Regions from separate parts of the Homo sapiens genome. Here region 2 is linked to region 1. The links are chromatin loops, found by intact Hi-C in ENCODE. Cell type or tissue: IMR-90. All regions are shown on one strand.

The links. A loop is a pair of places that touch in the nucleus more often than their neighbours do. Peaks named below come from ENCODE experiments on the same cell type or tissue, not always from the same donor. Only the 100,000 strongest peaks of a DNase experiment are listed, where the experiment ranks them.
Region 2: a loop joins it to region 1, with 4 times the contacts of the local background. A loop is called at or near these places in 21 of 110 quality-filtered maps.

The regions. Positions count from the first base shown.
Region 1 is chr1:147,270,215-147,278,214 of GRCh38, reverse strand. It overlaps CHD1L (chromodomain helicase DNA binding protein 1 like), which reads right to left. Exons shown (of 23, transcript NM_004284.6): 11 at 7,210-7,283; 12 at 5,934-6,044; 13 at 2,747-2,861; 14 at 1,958-2,111. Among named protein-coding and RNA genes, the nearest start is that of CHD1L, 32 kb to the right of the region's middle. In IMR-90, a CTCF peak has its summit at 4,314 (motif pointing left); DNase peaks (open chromatin) are centred at 4,304 and 4,624; H3K27ac peaks cover 613 bases.
Region 2 is chr1:147,623,354-147,631,353 of GRCh38, reverse strand. BCL9 (BCL9 transcription coactivator) reads right to left here. Exons shown (of 10, transcript NM_004326.4): 10 at 5,138-7,512. The coding sequence ends at 6,395. It also overlaps a transcript of ACP6 not described here. Among named protein-coding and RNA genes, the nearest start is that of ACP6, 43 kb to the left of the region's middle. In IMR-90, a CTCF peak has its summit at 3,665 (motif pointing right); no DNase peak of the experiment used is centred here.

The sequences.
Region 1 (8,000 bases):
ACAAAAACAAACAAAAATCCCCTGCTTTCTTTTTAGACAAGGGCTCTGGGTTATCACCTTTGCTTTTGGTAACCACAAATAACTCATAGCATCTGCATGGGGAAGAGATAAATCAGACATTAGAGTCAGAAAGTAACTTTCCGATAACCATGAGCTGGGCAAGAAGTCCAACAGAGTCGCTCTCAGCCAGCAGTCCATGTTCCCACTCGTTTGTGGCCCCATGGGGTGGAGGTATGTCTACATCTTTCACAGTGATGTGTCCAGCAGCCCACATCACAAGATACCCCTCATTGGACCCCTGGCGCTCCCTCCACTGGGAGAGTGCAAACAACCTATGACATCCTTCCTCCTCTAACAAGAGAATGCGGGCCTTGTGAGGCTCTGTCATTTACCCCTTCACTATGCCCAGCAGTGACCTTCTCTCTCTTAAGGTTCTATGGATAATTTTTCTGTGGAAAACTGCATTTAAGGGTATCTACAGCGTACCTCTACCTCTCTCTCAAGCTTTCATCTCACATTTATAATTGTCTCTTAGTGTGAAAACAAAATGTACAGCCTGCCCTAGCACCATTATGGTTAATTAAGCATGCATGTGACACAGTCAGCAACACAAGGAAAGTCAGAAAAAGAAAAAAGCCACACCTACCCCCTAAGATAAACAAAGAACAAACCCAGTGTTACTCTTTCTAGTTCTAGTCCCAAAATTAATAAAACCTTGAGCCTTTCCTGTAATTACTAACTCCCTAACAAAAACAACAGGATCCCTGTCTTTTGCAACACTGATATGTAAAGATATGCACTGGCCTTTGCAGATACGGTAACCATGTAAGAAAACTGCTGTTTTTTCAGACTAATTACAAACTTAGTAACTCTGCTTCTAATATTGTGTCACTTTTTCTCTCTTAAACACTTATGTTTTTTGATGGACTAGTCCTTTCCAATCCTAGTCCATCTTGCAAACTTTTACAAATAAAATTCTTTCCTTTTGTCTGAGTCTGCCTCTAACAATAGTTTGTTTATATTGTATTTTTACTGCACACTCTGACTAAAGCCTAAATTCTCTTTATCTTCCTAAAACTCTGCCCTACTTCTTATTTTCCTTTCTTCTCTCCTCATCATAGGGGCCTAAAACCTCACAGCCATCTTTGAATTTTCTATCTCCCTACTGTTGAGACCCAACTCTAAACAGTAGCCAACTCCTGTCCTTCCTTCTTTTGCAATGTTTCTCACACCAGACTCTCCCACTGATGCTGCCCTTGACAGACATTTATTACTCCCTTCATACCTGCATCTTTCTAGTATCCTAGGAGTTGGTCTCTTTGCATCCAGCCCCTCATCCTTAGGGCAAAAACAAAGCATCCAGGAAATATTATGAGTTTTAATTTTAACCCAAGGGCTGCTACAGAGTAACTCTAAGTCCTCTTCCAAAAGAGAGCTCTAAAATCTTCCAATCCAGTGTCTGTCTCCCATCCAGTACTCCCTTCTTTAAATAAATTACCTCTAGTTCTTTCACCCATTTTTTCTAAGGCACAATTATGAATTCCTGATCTCATTCGCCCTCTTCTGAGTATGAAGTAATGTAAGTCACTGATCAAAGGCTCTGGGACTAAGGTGGAAGTACAGAATTAATTGTTATTGAGTTCTTTATTTTAACTAATTCTCTTAACAGCCCTCTGAGCTAACCTGTGGTGTCTTTATTTTTAGAAATGCAAAAAGAGTAGATCTAAGAAGTTAAGAAAGCCGCTCAAACCCAAACAGCCAAGAAGTGATGAGGCTTGGAACTAATCCTTACTTCCTACAGACCCTGCACACAGCCAGCACTGTGGCAGGTGTGAGGGAGGCCAAGGAACAAATGTGTAGCTGGGGAGAGGGTGAGTGCTGGTTCTTTTCATTTACATTCTCCTCCACAAAGGGTATTGGTATATTCCAAAGTGAAGAACAGTATATCATATCATACCTGGAGGTCAGCATCGGCAGCGGGTTTCTGGGCTCCCAGAGTAAAATGGCCTCCTTCTATGATCATGTTGGTGAGCTGCAGTTTGGAGGCTGCTTTCCTATAGACTATTTCTTCCACAGTGTCTCGACCAATCAGCCGAATAACTTTAACAGACCTGGACATAAGTCAAACAAGGGTAGTGTGCTATAAGGGTGTGCAAAGCTGGGCAAAAGTATGCAAGGTAAATACATCTAAAAGCAAACAAAACCAAATACCATATTCAGGGTACAATGAAAGGGAGATTGGTTCATTTGGTCCTGAGCACTTGTTAGAGAGAACTCGCCTGAAATTCTCTCTGAACCATTCCAGACAGTCAAAGAAAGAATGATGGGGTAACCATGACTGGGATTCCTTATCTGTAGCCAAGGAAAATATCTGGAAGATCAAATTATCCTCAGATCAAAGGGCAACATCTATCTTTCTTTTTTTTTTTTTTAGCTTAGCTCCATAGCCCCATAACCCCATTTTTTAACTGAGTCAGACCCTAACTCAAGAAGGATGAGTTAAATGACTTCTAAAGTTTCCTTCTAATCCTTTCACAGTTTGATTTGACTCCTTCTAATAAAGTCAGTCTGGACTGATAATGTGACCCACCCAATACTACCCTAGGAGTCAATAGCACAGATGAGCTAAAACCTGGTGGTCTCTCAGCTCCCAGTGTGGGACTGTCACCAGGACTATATTCTTCACCTTTTTCACAACCCAGAACTGCTGCTGGGCAAGCCAAGGAAGCAGAAAAAAATCACTTACTTGTTTTGGCCAATGCGATGAGCCCTGGCAGCTGCTTGCAAGTCATTCTGAGGATTAAAGTCACTGTCAACAAAAATCACAGTATCTGCTGCTGTTAAGTTCATGCCAACTCCACCTGAAAACAATGCAAAAAGGAATGTAATCAGCAGCACAAAGACGAGGAGCTAGAAAATAAGCACAAGGCTAGAGTGGGTCAGACTGATAAACTGAAATCAGTCAAAACAATTGGCTTCATCCTTCAAATGGACCCACACCCCTAACTCCAAAGCCTTGTTCCAGCGGTGAGAAGTGCTACCTGACCTCTTATTGCCTGATGGGAAAATTTTTATTACTGAATGGAACAGAATGAGCGGAGCAGGGGCAAGTGGCCAAGGTGGATACTTAAGTCAGTGCCATGGAGCCACTTTATCTCTTCTGCTTAAAAACCTTGATTAGATTTTGATTAGAGTAGTCTGAGGAAAAGGACACATGCTCTTTCAGAAAACAGATCTAAATATGAGAGGTCTGCAGTGCGCACTGTCAAGAGAAGAGTGCCGAATGTCGCTTGCAAGTTACAACTAGGTAGCAAGATCTCTGATAAAAAGTTAATGAGAAGAGTGGATGATATTATACTCCTGAGCAGAGTGGGAAACCTCCTCCCTCTGATTAGAGAAAACTCCAGTGAGTCTTTTTTGTACTGGTTTCCACATTAATCAAAAAGAAAGTAACAAAACCAACGGCAAGACAAGAACACTCTTGTCATTTACTCTGAGTGTTCTGAGGCTTGCTCAGAACACTCTTGCTGGTCTTTCTTCAGTGCTGCAGGAAGAGAGCTGAGGAGGTACCTTGAGTTACAGGAATTAATTAAGAGAACCGTGAAGGTACATTGCAGCCTTCTCTTTGATTAATGTGAAAACAAGTACAAAACAGACTCCCTCTTGCCAGGGTCGTTAGAGCTGGTTGCTGAAACAAGCAAGCCTGAAAGGGCTTGTTCCATAAACCTGAATTAAGGACTAACTTTTAAGAAGGACTACTGACCATAAGCTGGATCTCCAGACAAATCAGGCAGGAATATTCTAATTAAAGTCTTCGTATCAAGTTGAAGTTGGAACAAGGAGGTAATCATGACCGATTACTGAGAGATGCTAAATTATACCTAATAATAATGATAATGACACTTACGCTGTGCTTACTACTTGCCAGGCATTATTCTAAGCACTCTCTCTATATTAACTCCTTTAACCCTCACAACAACCCTGTCGGGAAGTTGAGTAGTTGCTACGATTTTCCCCACTTTATAGATGTTGAAAGGGAGGGTAAGGGACTTCTCTGAAGTTGCAAGCCTAGAAGGTGAAAGAGCCAGGATTCATTCCCTTGCAGTCTTGGTCCAGAGCCCGTGCTTTTATCCACTATACTATAATACTTTTCAGGTGCTTATTTCATTTTAAAATGTGTTCCATAAAATTATCTTCTTGAATTCATGTTGTCTAAGTGCAGCTCTTCACCGAGGGGTGAGATTTTTATAAATAAGCCACACCCACATCCATGAATAGGAACATATTCATGAGCTATCACTGCCATCTGGTGGCAACATGACTCATCACAGAAATATTTGAAATTTGGAAGGAAACCTGTTAAATAAATGAAAATACTGCAAAACTACAACAAAACTGTGACAGCAAACACAACAGTGTTTGGAGAAGACTAATGTCCAGGACTGCTTCAGCTCCCAGATCTACTCTGAGTCCTCCAAGGAGATTAACTGAAAAGCAGAGATCTCTTTTTTCCTAATTTTAGACATTTCAAACATAATGCTGCTCTCTGAATATGAGGATGATGAAATCATTAAAGCATAAATAAAACTGTTTTCCCGGCAGTGATGATGCACTGCCTGATTCTTTCAGTTTCTCCTGAGACTAACCCTGAGGCAACTGATCACATGAGAAAATGGCTGAGACTCCATGTGCAGTCTATGATCTTGGAAGAGTGAGGCCAAATGAATCTTATGTTATTAATTTTATTAGGGAGATAAAACAAACACAGGTGAAATAATCTCCTTATAATCAAAAATTATATCTAACACTTCTTTCATATACCCTTATAGCAGCAGGCATTTAGAAAGCTTTCTAAATAAGACTGAACTCTCTTTTTAGAAAAATGTCAATCTGTCTTTAATAGAGGACACACATCTCTTTCATGTTCCTGCATGTACTCCATCAAGATTTATGTCTACAAAAATAAGATAATGAAACTAGGATCCTATGAGTTGAAAACTAAGGTCAGCTTGCTCCAGGACCTGAGAAAAATTTCTTAGGCTGGAATGTAGTGGTGCAATCTTGGCTCACTGCAACCTCCGCCTCCTGGATTCCAGCGGTTCTCCTGCCTCAGCCTCCGTAGTAGTTGGGATTACAGGCACGCACCACTACATCCAGCTAAGTTTTGTATTTTTTTAAGTAGAGACGGGGTTTCACCATGTTGGCCAGGCTGGTCTCAAACTCCTCACCTCCAGTGATCCACCCACCTCAGCCTCCCAAAGTGCTGGGATTACAGGCATGGGCCACCGTGCCGGCCTTTTTTTTTTTTTTTCCAGACACCACAATGACTTAGAGAATCATTTCATCTCCAAGAGCTGATTTCAAATTATGTAACAGTAAATGAAAGCACTCTGTAACTGGTAAAGCATTACAAATGTCGTAATATTCACGATTTAAATCATATATGGATGATGTCATAAATAATTCTAAAAAGTTGGTATTTTCAACATAATCACATTTTTTAACAACTAGATTTTTGTTAAGCTTTTCAGCACTATTCCAGAAATACTTATAGAGGAAGGACAACTAGTAGACAAACTGTTACCTTATTTCCCAAATTCACGGTTGGGAAGAAGAGCTACTTCCACTGAATGTAAATGAAACATTCCACAAAATCACATAAATCTTTCAGGACATTCCCAGGTCAATGGTCAAAGCAGATTAGAATTACTTTCCAATAACCCCAGGTTTCAGCCTTACTTCTTTGCTGAGATGACAGTTTGGACAGGCTGGATAGAAAACAGCACCATGCTTGATGTCCAGTACCTTGTTTTACATTCAATAGTAACCTCACCTTTCAGAGAATTAAGGAAAAAAGTGTACTAACCGTTGGGATGTAATAGTACTCTATTATCCCTCATTTGTCTGTTTCCATCAATGCCTTTGCAGCCTACCTGCCCTAGTACTCAGGAGAAAAACGAAAATGGGCTGCTGTCCAAAGTTCTTAATGGCCAAGTGTCTCTCTTCTCCTCTCACAGAACCATCCACACGCTCATAGCTGTAGCCTTTACAGAGAGGAAGAAAAACAGAAATCTTAACCCTTTTCAAGTAGTCTTTGGGGAATAAAAAATTAAGCCCAAAACCAAAGGCCAATTTTGTCCCTTTCCATATACAGGCACAGCCCTACTTTAAGCAAATCCCAAAGGGAAAAATTTAAATTAACAGGGACAATTATCATTTTACAAAATAACTCACCATAACATACTCCTCTGGATTTTTTAAATACATGCAGTTGAAGTCTTTGGCACTTATGAAGTTAATACTCAGTTTTGACTATTCTCAAGCAACCCTGAGCATCTATCCTGTGTGATAGTTTCAACTTTGCTGAGATGTAATTCTTATGTAAACAGAAGACAAGCGCTTGGAGGCAGGTGAGTGAGCCCCTTCTAACAGTCCAGCAATCTGCCTTTCAGTGAGGCTTTAGAGTTCGCCACCTGCCTCCATGCATCCGTGTGGGGAAGGGGAGCTACAGGATCAGGCTGTTTATGCATCTGGGGACCCCTCAATGGCCAGTGGCATGTGCCAACGGCATTCTGCAAGTGTCCACTGGACCAGGTATACTGCGGAACTCAGACACCCGGTCTGAACTACTTTTTTAAATTGTAAGGTCTGGAGCTGTTCAACATTGGGCTCAAGATCAACTCATGTTAGAGCCTTTTCTCATCATCTCACACAAATCTTATTACATATTAAACAGACTTCCCAGGTAATAACCTACATTCTTTATTGTCTATGCAGAAAAAGTTGCTCTTACTTTTCCCCTGGCTTATTTGTTATCTCTATAATTTCAATATTCACCTTTTCACTGATCATGAGTAAGTGCTCAACTGTTGAGGTGAATGTTACAAGACGCTAAAAGCTCTAGTCACTGAAACTTTATCACACATTTTCAAAAACATTTCCACAACATTTGCTCCACGGCCCATAATTTTAAATCATGTAACTGATGGGAACGTGGGTGTTTATTTCTGCCCACGTGCCTGTTCTCTGCTGTCCATCCTTGCCTTCACACATCACTCTCCTCTCGCCTTTTGATTTTTTGGTTCTGAATAATGTTCTCACCCTGCTTTCCTTTGTAATATTCTCATATCCCATATTATTCTTCATGGACCTATCTGGACTGTTAAGTCTAACAGAGCCTTAGGTAATGTAGTGGCCAAAAGGTGTCACCTCTGTAATCCATATAGTCTTGGAGAATATCCAACATCTGGGTCATTTGGGAGAAAAGTAAAACCCGATGGCCCCTGGCAAGAAAAAGAAAAGGAAACACTGCCAAGTCTAGTGGTATTTAAGGTCAATTTCCCTCAGGCAAAATTTACCAAACAATAAAAGTTTATAAATAAATACCAAAGTAGAAATATAAGTGTCGTATGATTTATAGACTGCCTCAGAACCTCCAAATGCTTTCTATGAGAATACACCTCCACAGGTAGCTGTATCCCTCAGAGCAGTCATCCTCAAACTAGAGTGGAGATTATTCCCAGGAGACGTGTCAATGCAACAGGGGATATAAGCCCTAGAATAAACAAGGTGCCTCTTTCTGGAATGTCAATTTGCTCAATGGAAAGAAATATAAGCTTTCATTTTAGTAGCAAAATAAATACAGATATGTGAAGAGTAAAATGCAAAATTCAAATACACACACAAAAAAAAAGAAAAGAAAAACTGGAGACTCTGAAGAAAGCCTGTGGTCAGTCATCTACAACTATGCCCTGTTTGGGGGTGTAAAGTCACTATCCTCTCATCTACAGCTATATGGGTTGAAAAGTCTGAGAAGCATTACTTTAGAGAAGCAAGGGGTAAGTGATGTCTCATTTTCCATAACACGAGAAAATTTTTGTATAGCGAGAGGAGGGAAGAAAGGCGGCAAAATGATGGAGTAAGTCAAGAACAAAGTCAAGCCTAGAGTCCCTTGTTACTGGCTGTTATTTTAAATTTGCATAAACAAAGAAGCACAGCAC
Region 2 (8,000 bases), 350 kb before region 1:
AGGATTTGCTGATGGTTTTACATGAGGAGTAAAGAATTAGGAATGAGTCCCAGGTGTCTGATATGAAAACTAGGGGATGGATATAATGTCATTTACTGTGATGGGGAAGTGGGGTGTGGAGATAAGATGTGAGAGAAATTCAGAGGTTAAGTTTAAGACATGTTAAGTTTGAGGTGCCTGTCAGATAATTTCTCTCCTGGGCCTGGTTCTTCCTTTGTATGGAAGTGATCCTTGTATTTCCTCATTGGTATTATCACACTTTTAAATAATGATGATTTTATTTTAAAGGACTTGCAGGTAGCAAGCATAACAGGAATGAAGAAAATTCTAGGGCTTTTCCAGCCTCATTGACAAGGAAAAAGCAAACTACTCTTCATTGCAGTGTTGACATTTCAAAACTGGCATTTAATTATTTACATACTTTCATATATTAAGGTACATATACATGTGTATAAGTAAATCTGTATGTGTATATGTGTGTATAAAAGTTTTCAATAGCTCGACTACTCACAGCTATCCTAGAGAATTTTACCAAAGCCCAGGAGATCTTCTGCAGTTTGGAGAACAAAATAAATCACAGTAATCCACCATCCCCTGTAATCAAATACATTTTGACTGAACCCAATAACAATGACTCAGTTTCTAGCAAGGTGCCAGACGCAGCCCTTGTCTTCATTTGACGCTGAGAACCGAGCAGCCAGAAGCCAGTACTCCAGAGCCCGTAAAGCACCGCCAAAAGCGTGGCCTTAGATCACAGATTGATTCATGGGGATGGGCAGGAGTCTCCAGGGAAAACAGCTCATGGGGTAGCTGTTGAGCTTCTATGTGGGAAGTGAGGAAAATGAAAGCTCCTGGAAGCTTGGTAAAGATGAGAAACAAACATGAGCTCCTGGGGTCTTTAATAAAGAGAACTTCGGCTGTAGAAAACAAAAAGATTATTGAAAACTAAATTCACCCTCAACACTAATTAATTGGACACTGGATATAACTGAGATTTGTAAGCTGTTTCTGCCCTTGACCCTGGCTCCAGCCTCTGGAGAATGGAAGAGTGTGGCTAGCACAGAGCTGCGGGTCAGCCCCTCATGAGAGGGAGTTGCTGGTCTAGGTGCAGGTGCTGAGGTATGAGAAACCCAGCCGCCCAGAGCCACACAGCAACACGCCCAGCTGGCCCCGGTGAAGACATGCAGTTTCCTAGGGCTGGGTCTCTTTAACCTGTTCTTTGGAACCCCAGGGTACCCACATAATTGTTCGTGGACACTAAGCAGGTATTTTGCAAGAGAAATCTGGTTTCTTTCGTGTTTGGTGAAATAACTGAATTTTCCCATGCTTTAACTATGTGTGAGGAAATAATTTCTGGTTCTTCTGTTTATTTTCTCTTTCTATGGTCATACATACACTCACCGTCTTCCTCTGACAGTATTGATTACCAAGCACAATTAAGCACTGAGACAGAAAGTTAACAGCTGAAGTGGGGTCACCTATAGGCAGAAAATAGATTCGTGTCTGTTTAACAGTAACCCAAATAAGAAGCCATGTTAAATAGAGACAACTTTTATTACAATCCTTATAGCATACCTTCCTTTTAACATTATTTTTATGATTTAGCTCCCTCCAATAGGAAATGTTTGGCCACCCACTGGTTTTGTGCTTTATATACTTATTGCTTTAAATGTGTTATTAAAATCTTACCACCAAATTAGGATTCCATGACTTTTCTTAAATGTAAGGGTTTGTGACTTTGAAAAAAATTACAGGTCTGAGTTAGAGAAAAGAAAGTGGCAGTGAGGCTCAAGTTGCCTAAACAGCATGGGAAATATGATACAATTTAATGTTATTTCAAGCAAAAGAGATGAGTCTGAGGATTTTGTAGAATAAGCAAATTTTTGCAAGTGATCTTCCTGTGGTTCTCTCACCCCGCCCCCAGGCTATCTTCCACAATCTGATCACCTGATCCTTTGCTTAAAACTTTGAAGTTCAAACTCTTTAGTGGGCCACACTGGGCTCTCTGTGATCCACTCTCTCTCTAGGCTTATTTCTTTTCTTTTTTTTTGAGACGGAGTCTCGCTCTGTCGCCCAGGCTGGAGTGCAGTGGCGCGATCTCGGCTCACTGCAAGCTCCGCCTCCCAGGTTCACGCCATTCTCCTGCCTCAGCCTCCCGAGTAGCTGGGACTACAGGCGCCCGCCACTACGCCTGGCTAATTTTTTGTATTTTTAGTAGAGATGGGGTTTCACTATGTTAGCCAGGATGGTCTCGATCTCCTGACCTCATGATCCGCCCACCTCGGCCTCCCAAAGTGCTGGGATTACAGGCGTGAGCCACCGCGCCCGGCCTAGGCTTATTTCTTACTTCTTTACTTCTTCCTCCCTTAAAGAGGCCATCCCATCAGCAAGCCCTTGCTGTTCCCATTTCCTCTGCTTCAGTGCTCACCACCATCCTCCAGGAATGCTCTCTCCTTTAAGAGTCAGTTCAAAAAATCACCTTTCCTTTGAGGATTCATTGAATTTTCCTTTCTGGCCCATTGCGCCCTGTCCACACCTTCACTGTAGCAATCATCATATTACATCGCAATAACTGGTTTACACACCTGTTTCCACATCCCAGCCTTTGCACAGTTCTTGATACACAGTAGGTGCTCTATAAATATTTGCTAAATAATGAGTCCTCGGGTTAAAATGCAACTTCCCTCTCCTTTCAGCACCCTGAAATTACTCAGAAAAGGAAAAGGAAATGACTGAAGTGTAGACAGTTTAAGCGGAACACAGCAAGTACCCTGCCTGAGGTGCTCCTGGCCACTAGTTAAGGAGAAAGAATAAATATGGAGACTGAGGTCCCAGCACCTCTGTGGAGCTGTTGTGATTTCTGTTTACAACAGCCTGGCTAAGCAATCTGTGGGACCCAGGGCGAAATGGAAATGTGGAGCCCCTATTCAATAATTAAGAACTCCAAACAGTGACAGCGGAGCATTAAACCAAGCCGGAGTCCTGTCCAACTGCACAGGTGGCACAGATGACCACAGTTGCGTTGTGATGATAATATCAAGAAGTATAGAGCGCAGGGAGGCTGGGAGAAATGTTGGATCCATTTTTTAAGGAGTAGCTTTAAATATGTAAAATTGTTTTCAATTTATTTTCTCATGCCGCCTCCTTCATAAGACCCCTATAATTATGTCTGTTTTCATGTATAAGTGCAGAATCGTTTCTAAAGTAAATTATTTTATTTTACATTGTTTCAGGGAAAATGCTACATACTTCTAGTTAGTCCTTAACAAATGCTATGAGCCACACACACTCCACCACTTTCCCCTGAAGTGAACAAGTCACTACTGCATTTTCTCCATTCAGTCCCAAACTTCAGGAGAGGAAAGAGAGAAGATTGGCTGGGCTTTCACAGGAATATGTTAATATGAAACATCTTTCATCACTCTTCCACTGATTTTTAAAAAATCTTGCATCAGTTCTCCATGCACTAGCATCCAGTCTCTCTAAAGGTAATTTTATTTTATAACAATCTTAGTAAATGATAAATTGTTGTATTTAGACCCTAAATTTGGCTTGTCAGACATTATCGTGATGAAATGGCATGTGCTGATAAAGTGAATGAAGTTGTATGATGGGGTATTTTAAAAACTCAGGTGGGGAAGTTGATCTGCACTGCCCCAAGTTCTCCAGCAGGGGGCTGCGAGAGGAGTGCCACACATCCAGCTGCCCACAGCAGCCAGACCCACCGGTCTCTTGCTAGCCCTCTAAGTGAGTACCTGCTCTCCTATGTGGGTACCTTTTATGCCTTGACTCCCTGCCTGTGAGAGTAACAACAGGACCACACACCATTAGTGACTGCAACACTGTTGGGTACAGCAAGGAGGGGAGCAACCCAAGAAGCCAGACCAGTAGACAAATGCCAGGTGGGACCCTTCCTTCAGGTTCTCATCTTGTGCTGCCCATGCTTGGCTGTTAGTCTGTTCTCATCTATATACTTTAAAGCCAGAGAACCCAGAAACATGGCTAAGTTCGTGAAACAAAATCTTCATTTTACTATCCTAATTTCTCTACAACATGAAAGTTTCACTACCCAGCACCAACAGAATACATCAGATTGAATCAGAATTCTTAAACTTGTGAGCTCAAGTTTTCTCATCTGCAAATGAGATCATTACCACTCACTTCACAGGGCCCCTTAAAAATCAGCAAGATAAAGTGCAGGGAGGCGACTGGTAGAGTAGGTACTCAAATGTTCATCTCCACATTTTTTGTTGTCTGGGGCACTTGTGTTACTGAGAAGACAGGGCTGCTGAAAAGGAAGAGAAAATGGCTCTCCAAAACAATTGTCGGAGAGAAAAGCTCAGACTGTGAAACACCAGCAGAGCCCAATTTGTACAAGTTTGTTTGCAGATGACTCTGCACCTGCCGCTCCTCGCTTAGATTCTCTCACCTAAGAACAAACACGCACACAGACGCCCACTCACTGAGCTAAAAACACCTACAACTCAAAGAAATACACACACCAGAACAGAATTAACTGCACAGAAGCACAACAGCAAGTCCATTAGCACATACCTTGCAGGATACACACTGATCTGCTGAAGATGTGTGTGGTGAGAAGTGAACTGTGCACAAAGACTGAGCAGCGTTAGCAGAGGTGATGGGGTAAGGGGGAGGTGGGGAGCCAGAAAGGACCACAGAAACCCACGGACTGTGGAAACCCATAATTTGCAGGTATAGTAATAATATTCTACCTTAACAAGACCAAGGGACATCTCATAGCTTATTCAAATAACTAAACATACAACCTTTGGCCTTCTTAATTACTTCATACCACTAAACTGGCTCTCACAAACATTCCTAATAAAGACCATTAATTGCCCTAAAGGTAAAGTTCAGCAATGGGACCAGGGTTGCTCTTCTGCTTATAACTAGGATTTCATGACTGAGATAGGAACAGTACAGAATAAACCTACATGAGTAGTTATTCCTTAACAGCATGGAATATGCTTTGAGAAGGTACTTTTATGTGGTTTCCCTAACCATCACCTTACTGATCAACTCCAATACAAAGAGTCTACGCTTCTGGGTCACATGGCAACCGGTATGCCCAATACTAAACAATCAGGAATCCAAATGAACAAAAAAGGCAGTTCAATTTTGTAAGAAACAATATATTTTATTTTTCTGACACCACAGCTCTGGCGAGTGGTTTTGTACCAAATTTAATGGAGGTTACACAGAACGTCTTACGCATGGGAGGGGGAGGAAAGGGAAGGAACCACAAAATTTAAAACAAACAGAAACAAAATCCTGGATAGCTTTTAGCATCTGTTCCACTCCCACATTAATAAAATTCACTTGGGAATTCCTAATAAAAGGAGAACAGAAAACAAGGTGGGCAGGGAAGGGTATGATGGGAAAGAGAAAGACTTAGGGGGAAAAAAGACCAGAGAGCATCCCAAGGACAGACCTTTCCCTCTCAGAGCCAAGAGGACGCTCGGCATGGAAGGCGAGGCTTTGCTAGATTTATTTCCCCAAAATAACACTGTGTATTGCAGCTGCCAAAGGGAAAGAGAGAGGGAAGCAGAGGGTCACCAGCGGGGGGCACAAAGGAAGGAAACACTTAACTGAGGAGACAGAGCAAAATCGGAGAGAGAAAACAAGAGAAAAATGTGCCAGTGGGTTGGTATATTGGGAGACAAGACAGTGCTGAAGAGCACTTGAACTGAAAAACAAATGTCCTAAGAGTCATTATTTTTCAAAAGAAAAATCTCCCCCCTCCCCCCACCCCTCGCTGAACTTAGTTCCTTTTTTTGTGCTTTTCATTAATACTCTGCTCTGAGGTCGTAGTTTGGTTTTTCTATACACTGCAGTTGAAAGAAAATAGTCCAAAGGTCTGAAGATGGATTCTCCACCTAAAGTAAACAGCCCAGCATTCCTGTTCTCCTCTTGCCCCAAAGACTAAAGTCTCTGCTAAAATCCCTTTTACAATATAGTACAGTACACAGAAAAAAATAAAGCCCAAATCAAAAAAACAAAAACAGAAAAGAATCCTGGGAGAAGCCAGTCCAAAGGACGTAAACATACAGAGAACGGTGCAACACATGACCGATGGCAATTCTCAAAGCACAGCTACAGATTCCCAAAAGTAGGTGCCATCATTGATACCCAAGTCCACAAAAATAATTTTTAAAAAATAAATCTTAAAAAAAACACACCTGTTGATTAAATGAATAATTTGTTTTCAGGTAAATCCATACATTCTCGAGTTCCCCCCTCCCCCAAAGCAGCCCTCGGGTCTCTGTTCTCCTATTGCATGACCAATAGTAAGTACTCCTGGAACTCCCTCAAAGCAGCTCTCAGGACCTGGAATCTCATCTTGACAAGGATCGGCACATCCCATCTTAGCAGCTTAAAACATCATGTTTCCTGGGTTGCCAGGTCCTTGGCTAAATCCACCCATGCCCACGTCAGCAGCCATGCCCCGGGGCCTCATCTGTGGGGGGATCATGATGTTCTGTTGGGGTCCCATCATGCCCTGCATGGACATCATCATGCCTGGAGAGCCCACAGGCCCAGGGTGGGTGTAGAGCCCGGCAGGCCCCCGATCCTTGCCAGGAATCATGCCCACGGCAGCAGCTGGATTGCTCATCAGGGTGGGCTGGCCGGGCATTGTAGATTGTGCTGGTGACATCATCCGATGGTGAGGTCCCATCATGCCTTGTTGGAGAAAGGCTGGTGGTCTCATGGGGTTGTGGCCTGGCATGGATGGAGCTGTACCAAGAGGGATGTCCGGAGTTCCCACTGGCCCTGGACCTCCCATGCCAGGTAATGCTAGTCCCATTCTGGGGGCTTGTTCGCCCATCATCCCCTGCATGTGTGAAAACCCAGGTCCAGGACCCTGGGGCTGTTTACGGCCTGGAACTTCCCCTCGAGGGAAATATTGCAGCGTCTGGCTGGGCTTCTCAGATGGAATAATGCGGGATAGATCAAACTCAGGTATTCCGGTGGCTCCAGGTCGGATGACCTCCTGCAGATCTGGGTCTGTAAACACCGAAGGCATGCTGTTCCCCAGGACAGTGAAGGAGTCAGGACCCCCGGGGCCTCCAGGCTTGCAAAGTGCTGCATCTGCTGAACTTTGGGGCAGGTTGCTGGGGCGGCCAAGGGGGCCTTCTCCTGGGAAACCCATCCCTCCTGGGAAGCTGCCCTGCCCCCCACTGGGGCCATTGTGAGGGAATGGAACCTGCTGTGGGGGAGACTGTACTGGAGGGAAGCCCTGGGGGAAGCCCATCCGTCCTTGAGGTACCATCGGTGGCTCCTGGGACCCATGCCCCATGATAGGATTGTGTGACATCAAGCCAGGCCCCATTGGGACCCCATGAGGAGGTATGTTGGGTCCCACGGCATTTGGAGAGGGCATCTGATTGGAGTGAGAAAGTGGCTGGGTCATTCCCATTGGGCTGAGGGTTGGCATCGGAACCACGGGGTTTGGACCTGAAATTCGAGGATTCTGTGTATTAATGCCCATTCCTAGAAAAATAAAGATATCAAAGGAATCAACTTAACCAAAAATCAACTCAGAAAAACTATAATAAATTAACAAAAAAACTATTGTGCATCCAATGTGCATAGTATAATGCTGGGAAAACATACAACACACAATCCCTGCCATCAATAAGATCATAATACATCTGGGGACATACAAACCAAGAGCTCTACAGGACAATATATTATTGAGTCTTAAACTGTGTGTAGAAGATAGCAAGGGAGAAATTGTCATGTGTGAAAAGTTATAAATTAGCACACAAATGAGTTTCGCCTTCCTCATTGGAGATATTTAATACAGAAGAAAACAATTTGCCTGAATGACTCAAGTACGGTCCTTTTGGAGAAATCAGTACTACAATCCCAATGATCAGGAATCATAACAAAGAAACTAAACAGGTAATTTTTCAATTGGCATTTGGCATTATTTTATAAGTGCCTTATAGAGAAAGCATTTAAAACTCGAGATTCCA